Linked DNA regions of Homo sapiens: region 2 is linked to region 1. The links are chromatin contacts, found by Hi-C or POLR2A ChIA-PET in ENCODE. All regions are on one chromosome and are shown on one strand. Each heading gives the region's core, a stretch centred on a gene start or an enhancer-like site at or near the end of the contact. The rest is flanking DNA. Distances are from core to core; before and after follow the strand shown. Region 1 overlaps FREM3 (FRAS1 related extracellular matrix 3). Region 2 overlaps FREM3 (FRAS1 related extracellular matrix 3).

What was found. Hi-C counts contacts between places; a loop is a spot of excess contacts on that map. ChIA-PET counts read pairs that join two places held with the same protein, here RNA polymerase II (POLR2A). Pooled maps may share reads with other maps.
Region 2: a map of aorta shows a loop between it and region 1 (2.3-fold over the local background). The contact joins two enhancer-like sites. A Hi-C loop is called at or near these places in 3 of 168 maps with a recorded cell type or tissue (aorta and endothelial cell of umbilical vein), 7 of 37 single-sample maps with no recorded cell type and 9 of 50 pooled maps. POLR2A ChIA-PET finds 5 or more read pairs at or near these places in 1 of 52 experiments (CD4-positive, alpha-beta T cell).

What each region holds. Positions count from the first base shown.
Region 1 is chr4:143,623,527-143,628,643 of GRCh38, reverse strand. FREM3 (FRAS1 related extracellular matrix 3) reads left to right here. Exons shown (of 8, transcript NM_001168235.2): 3 at 884-1,030; 4 at 4,306-4,536. Among named protein-coding and RNA genes, the nearest start is that of FREM3, 75 kb to the left of the region's middle. Within about 2 kb of position 2,008, at least 8 of the 41 ENCODE cell types and tissues checked have a DNase peak (open chromatin) inside an H3K27ac peak, as active enhancers do.
Region 2 is chr4:143,665,221-143,670,337 of GRCh38, reverse strand. All of the region lies in intron 2 of FREM3 (FRAS1 related extracellular matrix 3), which reads left to right. Among named protein-coding and RNA genes, the nearest start is that of FREM3, 33 kb to the left of the region's middle. Within about 2 kb of position 2,722, at least 2 of the 41 ENCODE cell types and tissues checked have a DNase peak (open chromatin) inside an H3K27ac peak, as active enhancers do.

The DNA of each region.
Region 1 (5,117 bases), core at 759-3,258:
TTTTGATATGCTTGATCTCATTAAGGGGTCCAGTAACTGTGGAACTGGTTAGTAAAGCTGTATTTGGTAAAGTTCATACACAGTCACTTTGGTATCTGGTATCTATCATATTGGCCCATCAGTTGAAACTCAGTCATAAAGACTTCTACTTCAACATCTTTTCACGGGTGATTATTTGTAGCAACCACTCCCCAGATTAGGGAGACCTTCTCTTGCTACCAATACACAAACATTACACAGCCACAATAAGGGGCTGGGTTGATCTTTCAGAAAGAGGCCAGTGACTCGGTGTGGACAAGAGGAAATAAGATAGAGCCCTTATATCCCTTGTCTATTGTCCTCTTCATGGGTAGTTTTTAAACATTAGAGTGTATAAGTTCAATACATCATACTATGTCCTGAAAGTGATAAAATAGGTAAATATAATGTTGGTATTGCCTTCAAGGAACTTCCAGACTAATATGAGATCAAATGGATGCTCAAATAATATAAAGGAGTAAGTAAGGGCAGAGAAAAAATGGAGGAGGCAGAGGGAGTGAAAGTGAAGACAACAGGCAGGGAGGAAACGATAGAGGTGTTGAGTATGACCTGAATTTAAAACTACCAAGCTCTGGCTCTTTGGAACCCTGATGCACAAGACCCTTTGGGAATAGGAGGCACCTGGCTCCCTCCAGATTAAGCAGGAGGAATAGGGCTTAAGATGCCACTCATGACATCCTCTAGAAAAGCAAACAACATTTCCTCTCTCTACCAAAAAAATAAAATAAAATAAAACGAGTATGTTTTGAAACCCTTGGTTTCAGAAGTAAAATGCACACATTGATCATTGAATATTGCCATCAAATACTCCAGCTGACTTTTCCTTTGCCCCTATCAATTGCAGGAGGAAATAAACTAACAAATCAGCCTTTCCATCTAAACTGGGCTTGGATTTGTTTGGAGAAAGAGTACTACATTGTGGATGAAGATTCCACATTCTTAGAAGTGACCCTTACACGCAGAGGATACCTTGGAGAAACATCATTTATCAGTAAGTAACTTTGGATTGGTTGTTGGTAAAAGGTCATGGAAACATGAAATCTGGGACTAAAAATAATTACAAGAAAGTATACTGAAAGAGAATAAAGAACTGGTTTGGAGAAATCTCTAAAAAAGTGTCTGTGAAAATGTGCCGTGGTTTTTGCTCCATGTGAGTTATGGGGCTTAGATATGTATCAATTTTTATCATCTTTCCCCTGTTTTCCTCTTTCTAGCAAGTTACATCTTTCTCTCTTTTATAACTCACCAGTCTCCAGGAAAATTAAGACACTTCATAGCCATCCCACAATCTTCAAGTCACTCAATTTCCTTAAAAGTTGTTTTAAGCATATATTTTTAGCTATTTCTTTTGAAAAATTATTTATGAGTACATGATCCATTACTGTGTTTAGTTCTATATATTTCTTTTGATTATGTATAATTGTTTTAACCTTGCTAGTAGGTTATAAATTCCTTGAGGACATGTACGGTGTCAAATTTCTTTATGTTCTACAAGGACCTAGTACAGAAATATGTTTTCTTGGAGTAAACACATACATAATGCCGGTATACTATATCTGATTATCATCATTAACAATTAACAGTAGTTGTTCTAATAAGGCATTGTATTTTCATAACATCTTTAGCTGCCAGAACTTTCAGAAATCATTTTGCCTTTATTTACATAATCTATTAAGAAGACAGATAGGGTTATATTGTCTTCATTTTACAAATAAGCATTGAGTTTCCTCGACATGCAGGACCCCACTCAGAGCCGAGGCAGTATATCAAAACTGTTGGAGAGAAGCCAGGGAAGAAATGAGCTGGAGAGAAAACAAGCAATCAAGGAAAGGGAAGCTTTCCCTAGTCTCTGCTCCAGGCCCAGAGCTCCTAAAATAGGACTGTTCTCCTAGGAGAAGGGGTCAGCCAAAGAGCACCCTGACTTCTGGGTGGCCCTCAGCCTCGGCCTACATTCCAGGTTACTACATCAACACATGGTGGAACTCGCTGCCAGGAATGTCAGCTGAAATATGCCTCCCTCCTCTTGTCAGGCCCTACTTCCACAATTCTTTATCTCAAGGCTTTCTTGTGAGTTTGGGTTAAAATGTCAAGAAGGATATTTGTATCCTGACCCAAGAAAAAAAAGTTCATCTGCTCAGAACCATTTGAATGTTTGCCCTAACTGAACCCTTTGGAAATCCTTCTGGCCACCCTGTCCAAACCAGCACCCCTGCCATACTCTATCTACATGCACTGCTGTATGGTTCTTCACAGCACTTACCATAATTGGCATGGATCATGTGTCTATTTGTCTTCCCAAGTAGATTTCAGCTTTATAAGGTCAGGAACTACATCTTGGGTTATGTCCAACCTCAAGAACAGCATGGGGCATATGGTAGTCACCAATATTTGTTGTTAAGTAAACTACAGCCAGCCCTTCTGTTCCGTAAGTACTCTTTAAAATCACAATACTACTCAACATCACAGACAGGAACCTCTAAACCATCTCAATCAGACACTCCAGAAAGTCCTTCTGATACCCCAACTCCACCCCAGGCTAATAGTCGAACCACAGGATCCAGAAGAAAAAAGAAACAAAATGGTGGAGTTCGACTTCCTGCTCTGTCACTTACTCTTTTTTGTGACTTTCAAAAGAGTTCAGTTTCCTTATGTGTAAGTAAATTATCCATCTCACGATGTGTTTGAGGGGAATTCGTAATAATGATTATAAATCAATCTAGCACAGTTCTTGGCATACCGCCAATGCTCAAGAAGTGATAAATACCATTCTGTGGCACTCATCAAACACAATTAAAATCACCTGTTTATCTGTTTGCCTCTCCCAAAATTGAAAACCTCTTGAGGGTAGTGGTGGCTGTGCCTAATTCTGTGTGACATCCTCAGCACCTCACACAGAGACAATGTTCATCAAACATTAAGTAAATCACCATGTGCCTGCTTCATTCCTATAGCAGCTCCACTTAGCTCTACCTAAGCTTTGGCTGAGGACACCATTCACTCTTTTTTATGTTCCCCACTTCCAACATGTGGCCAAAGGAGGCTCTTCCTAAATATTGGACATTCAATCTCAGTCACCAAACTAATATTAATGCAGGCTTTCTTCAGCAGATTTGCAAAGGCAACACTAGCTATCCTACCTTTGAAATTATTTTCAGGCTCTATAGCTTCGGGTATCTTTTACAAGTTTCAGATTATTTGAGTATGAGGCCAAGGAATTGCATGGGGGGGCTATTAATCTTATTTTATATCAAGTTTTCACCATAGCTGGTGTCAGGTTACCATATTTGATTTCACACATCCACACAACTGCAGAATGTAACTAACCCTTATAATGGGACTTAAGTGGTGAGGCATGGGTATTGTTTTCTTGGTATGTTAAAATCAAGACCAAACAATATTAGAATGCTGCTTGAACACTTTGGGTTGAGAGGAAGGTCTATTTAGTCTTGATGGGGTAGCACTTTTCACCATTGTATCTCACATTGGGTATTTTAACACTATTTTGTTGTTGTTGATGTTGTTGTTGTTGTTTCGTATCTTCAGTAAGTTACTAATTACTATTTCCTAACAGAGCTCAAATCTCTTGCCTCTCTCCATTTTCACCAACATTGCACTAATTGCCTGAAAAATTACTAAGAGTTCTCTTACAATCAAAAAATCACTAAACATATGAGGAAACAAGCCACCATGAGTAAGAATCAGCAAGAGGAAACAACCTTCAGGGTCAGTCTTCCAAAGGCTGCAGAAATTGAAATTATCAGATACAAAATATTCACTCAAAAATTTGTATTGAATACCTACTACCTGCCATGCACTGTCCTAATTCCCAGGAATTCATCAGTGAACACAACGGTCAAAGATCTCTACCGCCATAGAGCTCATATTCTAGTATCTTTCTCTTGAGACTATGAACTTTCTGGGGGCTGGGACAATTTCTTATTCATCTCTGAATCCCCAGCATCTGGCAGAGTTTGGCACATCAAAGGATCTCAATAAACATGTGCTAGAATAAATAAGTTAAATAAGATTGCTCTCTGTTCTCTTCTTTCTGTCAATCCCCCTTCCATGTTTTCTTCTCAATTCTATTCAATTCTGCTTACTTACACTCTCTTAGCCAAGAAAGATCATTTACAAGTGTCTTTTGGGAGCATTAAAAGAAACAATTTCTATGTTATCTACTTTTGTTAACAATAGAAACCACTTTGAAAGGAGACTATGCCTTCAGTCACTTGGCTTTATATTTATAGTTTTCTGATTTTTATTCAGGCATTGGTACCAAAGATGAAACTGCAAAAAAAGACAAAGATTTCAAATGGAAGACCAATAAACAGATCCAGTTCAATCCTGGACAGACTACAGCCACATGGAGGGTGAGAATTATACCTGACAATGAATATGAGACTTCAGAGACCTTCCAGATCATTCTGTCTGAACCTCTCATGGCTGTACTGGAGTTTCCAGAAATGGCAACGGTTGAAATTGTAGACCCTGGAGATGGTATGTGACACTGATTGATTTGCTTTATTAACCAGTACAGGTTCTTGGCTCCATTTCCAGCATTCATACTTCCCTCAGGCTCTGTAAGCCACTAAATGCGTTCATATCCATTTAGGATTTAAAGTGAAGTAAATTACTTTATAGACAATAATTTTTCATTTGCTCTCAGGATTTTTGAAAGACAATACAGGACGATTAAAATAGAGAGGATCTGTATCAGCATTCCTGTAATATATATACAAGTCCTTACTGCAGGCTTTCTGCACGCCATAGGTACGAAGCAACTCTGCTCCCAGATGGCTAATCCTCAGGGCTCATTTCAGGGCCACCATCTTTTCACAGTCAGATCAAATGGGGACTTAGATATCCATTGTCCTAGATGTGGCTCCTGGATATCAGCCAACTCATTTGTTTTAACATGTGTTCCCTGAAGTTCTGTTATTATTATACATAATATCCTTGAATTCATTGGTTCGTTTTTTGTATTCATTCTTTCAGCAAGTATCTCCCCAGATAAATTTAAAGGAAAAAAAATCTAAGCAGTAATCATGCTGCTTGCTGCCCCTTTTTTTGGAAGTAGA
Region 2 (5,117 bases), core at 1,473-3,972, 41 kb before region 1:
CACTCATTTAGAATGGCTAGTTAGCATGTATCTTTCCTATTGGTAGTAAAGTAAAATACTTCATTTTTCAGGATATTTTTAATTCTTCATTCTCAAATTCAAGTTCGGCATTTACTGAACACATATCTTGTCCCAGGTATTGTGCTAGATGTACTTAATTTCTCAGTGAATCTCCTCAGGAGATAGATATTATCCTCTATTTTTTAGATGAAGAAACAATTTGATGAGATTGAGTGAATGGTTACATTCTATGCAGTCACAGGGAAGGACAGGAAGATCACAAAATTCTAATCCCTTTGAAATTAAGTCAATATCAAAATTATCTTTAAATATGTGGAACTACTGTTAGTTTAAAAATTACATAGTTCTTGTAACAATAGACAGAGTGGACTACTTGAGAAGGGAGGAAGGGAGCAGGGCGTGGGCTGAAAAACTTCCTATTGGGTACTATGCTCACTATCTGGCTGCAATATACCCATGTAACAAACCTGCACATGTACCCGCTATGTCTAAAATAAAAGTTGAAATTTAAAAATATATATATATTACATGCTTCTGTAGAATGCAAAAGACATTTAATTTAAAGCAAAAACTATAGGCAAACATCTGGAAGCTGATGTTTGTATACAATACATGCATAAAGGACAAGTCCTTAGGTGACTTGTGGTTTTTTTTTTTTTTCCGAACTGAAAAAGCAGTTGAATACATGTATTAGTGTTACATAAAACTTCATATAAAATTGAATGAAGAGTTAGGGACTGGGCATAGTGGCTCAGGCCTATAATCCCAAAGTAGGCTGAAGCGGGAGCATCACTTGACGCCAAGAGTTCGAGACCAGCCTGGGCAACATAGGATGACCCGGTCTCTACCAAAAAAAAAAAATTGTTTTAAACAATAGCCAGGCGTGGCGGTTCACGCCTGTAGTCCAAGCTACTACTCAGGGGCCTAAGGCTGCAGTCAGCCATGACCAAGCCACTGCACTCCAGCCTGAGTGACAGAGCTAGACCCTCTCTCTAAAGAAATTAATTATTAATTCATTAGTTAAGAATTAAAAGCACAGCTAAGAATAGAGTTATGATCTGTGTGAGAGAATTCATAACGCACCCTAGTTCCTAATGTGGTTATTTTTTCTGGTTCACAGGCCTCTCAGTCTTAGACTCATTTTTATTTTAGAGAAAATAAAGCCACTCCTCTGAGTTTTTGCCTCTCACTAAGCAAGTAGCATAAACAACTGAATGAAACCACTGCCACTTTTAGAAACCAAAAATCACTGTTTCAATACGTAAATGACTTAACTATATACACTCTTCATTGTCTGGAGTCACAGAAGACAGACATTCTTCAGTGTCTGCTGAACTGAAGACAGTATTTTTAATAGAAAAACTACCTACAGATTGCTTTCTAATTGAGTTTCAACTAAGCTGAGCTTCTGAGCAATTTGCTTACAATTCCCTATCAAGGCACAGATATACTGGGTTGTCTCCATGTATGAGAATGATTCGGGTTTTTCTAAAGTAATTTACAAAAAAGTAGGAGTGACTATGCTTATGTCCACTTGCACACTTTTCTTCAGCCTGTGTTTATGAGAAATTGGCAGAGAAACAAAATATATGTATGAAGCATGGGGTGGATATCAAACCCTGGCCTCATTAGAAGACCATATAGTAAAACATGAAAGGCACACCTGGTATCTAACCGTGTCAGGTTTTCAGAGGCCCATGCCCTAGCAATAGCACCAAACTGGAAAGTCAGTGGCAATAAAATTTCAGCCCTTTCATGAATTGAAGCCAAACAAGCCAACATTAAGGGTGAGGGATGCGCTAATCAAGTGATCAAGGAACACAGTGTTTTATTCATTGGGTGTGTTATTAGATATAGACATGCAAACAGAAGTTTCTGCTTTTGCTTCTATTTTTTGGCAGTTGTTTGAGAAAGTGAATACAGGAATGTATTGTTATGCAGTGTGGCAAAAGCAGAGGAAGGTTTAGGGCCTCAGATCATTGTTAGTGATGCCATTGAGGTTCCAGTTCTTTGCTTTTACTTTTTTCTTCTTTCTACCTCTGCTTCCACCTTCTCTTCATTTGCTTTTTATTTCTTTGACCCAGCTTGTAGAATAAGCTCTGGATACTCATCATGTTCATCGGTTCTTGAGTCACTTTCCAGCCCTGTAGTAATACTCCACCTGTGACTTTATTTACATTACTTATGCCTTATCTTTCATTCTGCTAAATAGTGTTTAGAAAATATAAAACACTTTCATCTATTTACTAAAAAGTGTTTGCATAAGATAACAATTTTATTTTAAAAGTAATTTCTGTAAGTTATAATAAGCAACTTTTATTATATCTGACTATAGTCATATCTAATAAATGCACTGAAGAAGGTGTGGAATTTGTTATTTTTATAAGTACAAATTCTCTGAAACAGAATGCCTTGTTATGATGTTTACTCAAAAAAAGCTAAGAACATCAGAAAACTCTGCTAAGAAAATCCTACTAAAGAGAGGGAAATTGAATTCCCTTTGAGACTAGCTAGGGAAAATGTTTCATTCACACAATGAGTTTCAAGGAGCTAGACATCCTCTTTAATTATCGGGGAAGGCACTAAGCCCTACTCCGGGCAGACATTTTGTAGTGCTGGCAGGATTACAGCTGGAAGCATTCTTGCTTAGGAGAGCCAGTTGAGTTACTCAACTGAAAAAGTTATGATGGATTGAAAATGGCATGTGGTCTCTACTTCCTCTGATTAAAACAAAGCAGAATGTGTGCCAGTTGGCAAGGAACTGGGAGAAAAAAAAATGAGTTTCCTGAGACAATGATTTTCTAGTCTTTTTAAGCGACTGATATAATGTTGGAGTTCAACGATTATTTGAGGCAAGACTTGTAATAGATTTCCCAGTTCCTTTTTTTTTAAAGTAGTTTGATTTAATATGAAATGTTAATTTAATAAACACTGCCCAGCATTAGATTCTCAGTTGGCAAAATTATTTATGCAGATAAATTAAAGAGAGAAAAGACAAATCAATTTTTTCCTTAAGTAGTTTATTTTCAGTAGAATAAATCTATAGATCTTAATTTAAGAGATCTGTATATAGAATATAGTGGTGAAATTGAATTTAAATTTTCTGTTAATTTTTAGTAACTTCCACATAAAATACAGTATTCCTCCAATAAAATATATGTTGGTAACAAAAATACTACTAGCATTACTTGTGACTTCGCAACTATTAGAAATATCAAATTACAGATACTTTATTATCAAATTACAGGTATTGCAGAGATGTCAAAATACTCTTCACAGCCATTATTACTTTAAATTTTGGTAATAATTTTATTAAAAATTGTTTAACAGTTTTCTTGAGATATAATTCATATACCATACAATTTGCCCATTTAAAGTCTATAATTCAATGGTTTTTAGTATATTATACATTTTTTTACATTGTGGTAAAATATATATAACATAAATTTTGTAATTTTAACCATTCTTAGGTATACAATTCAGTGGCATCAATTATATTTACAATGTTATGCAACTATCATTACTGTTTTCACAACCTTCCATCACTCCAAACAGAAACCCTTTATTTATTAAACAGTAATACTCCCCCTTTCTCCAGCCTCTGGTAACCTCTAATCCACTTTATGTCTCTATGAATTTACCTTTCTAGATATTTCACATAAGTGGAATCATACAATATTTTTCCATTTGTGTCTCGCTTATTTCACTTAGCATATTGTCTTAAAGGTTTATCCATGTTTTAACATGTATCATCACTTTGTTTTACGCTGAATAATATTCCGTTGTATGTACATATCATATTTTGTCTATCCACTCATCTATTGATGGACATTTGGGTTGTTTCCACCTTTTGGCTATTGTGAAAAATGCTGCAGTGAACACTGGCATACAAGTATCTTTGAGTCTCTGATTTCAGTTCCCTTGGATATATACCTAAGTGTAGAATTTCTGTATCTCATTCAATAATTGTATGTTTAGCTTTTTTAGAAACTGCCAAACTGCTTTCCATAGCAGTTGCAGAATTTTTTTAATATCCTAATAATTGTGTTGTAATATAATTGGTTTTTGCATATCCTATGCATTTTCTTTTATGCATGTAGAAACATTGTTCTATGAAGGGGATTGTAGGCTTTCCCAGACTGCCAGCACGCTCCATGGCACAAAAATGTTCAAGAACCTCTGCACCTATCTTCTATTTTATCTAAGACAAAATAATTTAAGTTTGTAAAACCCTGGCAGGTATTTAAAGCCTGAAACTAAGAAGAGCAATCAATATAAAAATAGTGACTTTGCATAATCTTAGAAGGTTAGTACAGATAAGCTAGACTGATTACTAAAATGAAAAATGCTTTCAGAACAAAATGTGCTGGATTGATAGTGTAAGAAATATCTTTAACAATAAACATGTTGAGAAAACATAATATGCATTTCAGTGGGTAATTATGATAAATCAGGCCTTTGATATCCTAGAACACAAGGGCTAGTTAGATGAGTACACTTTGAAATCCAGATAGTTCTTGAAACATGGTTGATTTAATCAATCAACTTCTACTGGAGTTCTGAAAAGGCAGAGGGGAAACAATTTGTATCTCTTGCATAGAACTGTATTCAATTTAAACATCTCAAAATTCATTATGGTTAGCATTACTGTGTCTTTTATATAGGATTTCACTTAAATCTTGTGTTTTATAATGAGAAAATACCTTAACCACTTGCCCAACTTAAGTGTTTAGGATTCAGAAAAGGATTGTCCTCAATATGTAAAGAAACACCTAGCTAGAACTTGGGCTGAATTTCAGAAATGGCCTAACAGTATTCTGACTTTACTGTAGCATTATTTTATAATTAACAAATACTTATTAAGTACCTCCTATATGCTAGGCAACTGGGATATGACACAGAAAAAGACATAATCCTTGCTCTCAAGAACTTACAGTCTAATGGGGGATAAGTTAATAAGGCAGGGTAAATGCTATGGTAAGAGTAAGCTTCAATTACTATGAGAATAAGTGGGTAAGGCACCTTATTCATCCTTGATGACTCAAGGAAAGCGTCCCAAGAAAATGACCAATAATCGGGGAGGAGCCAAGATGGCC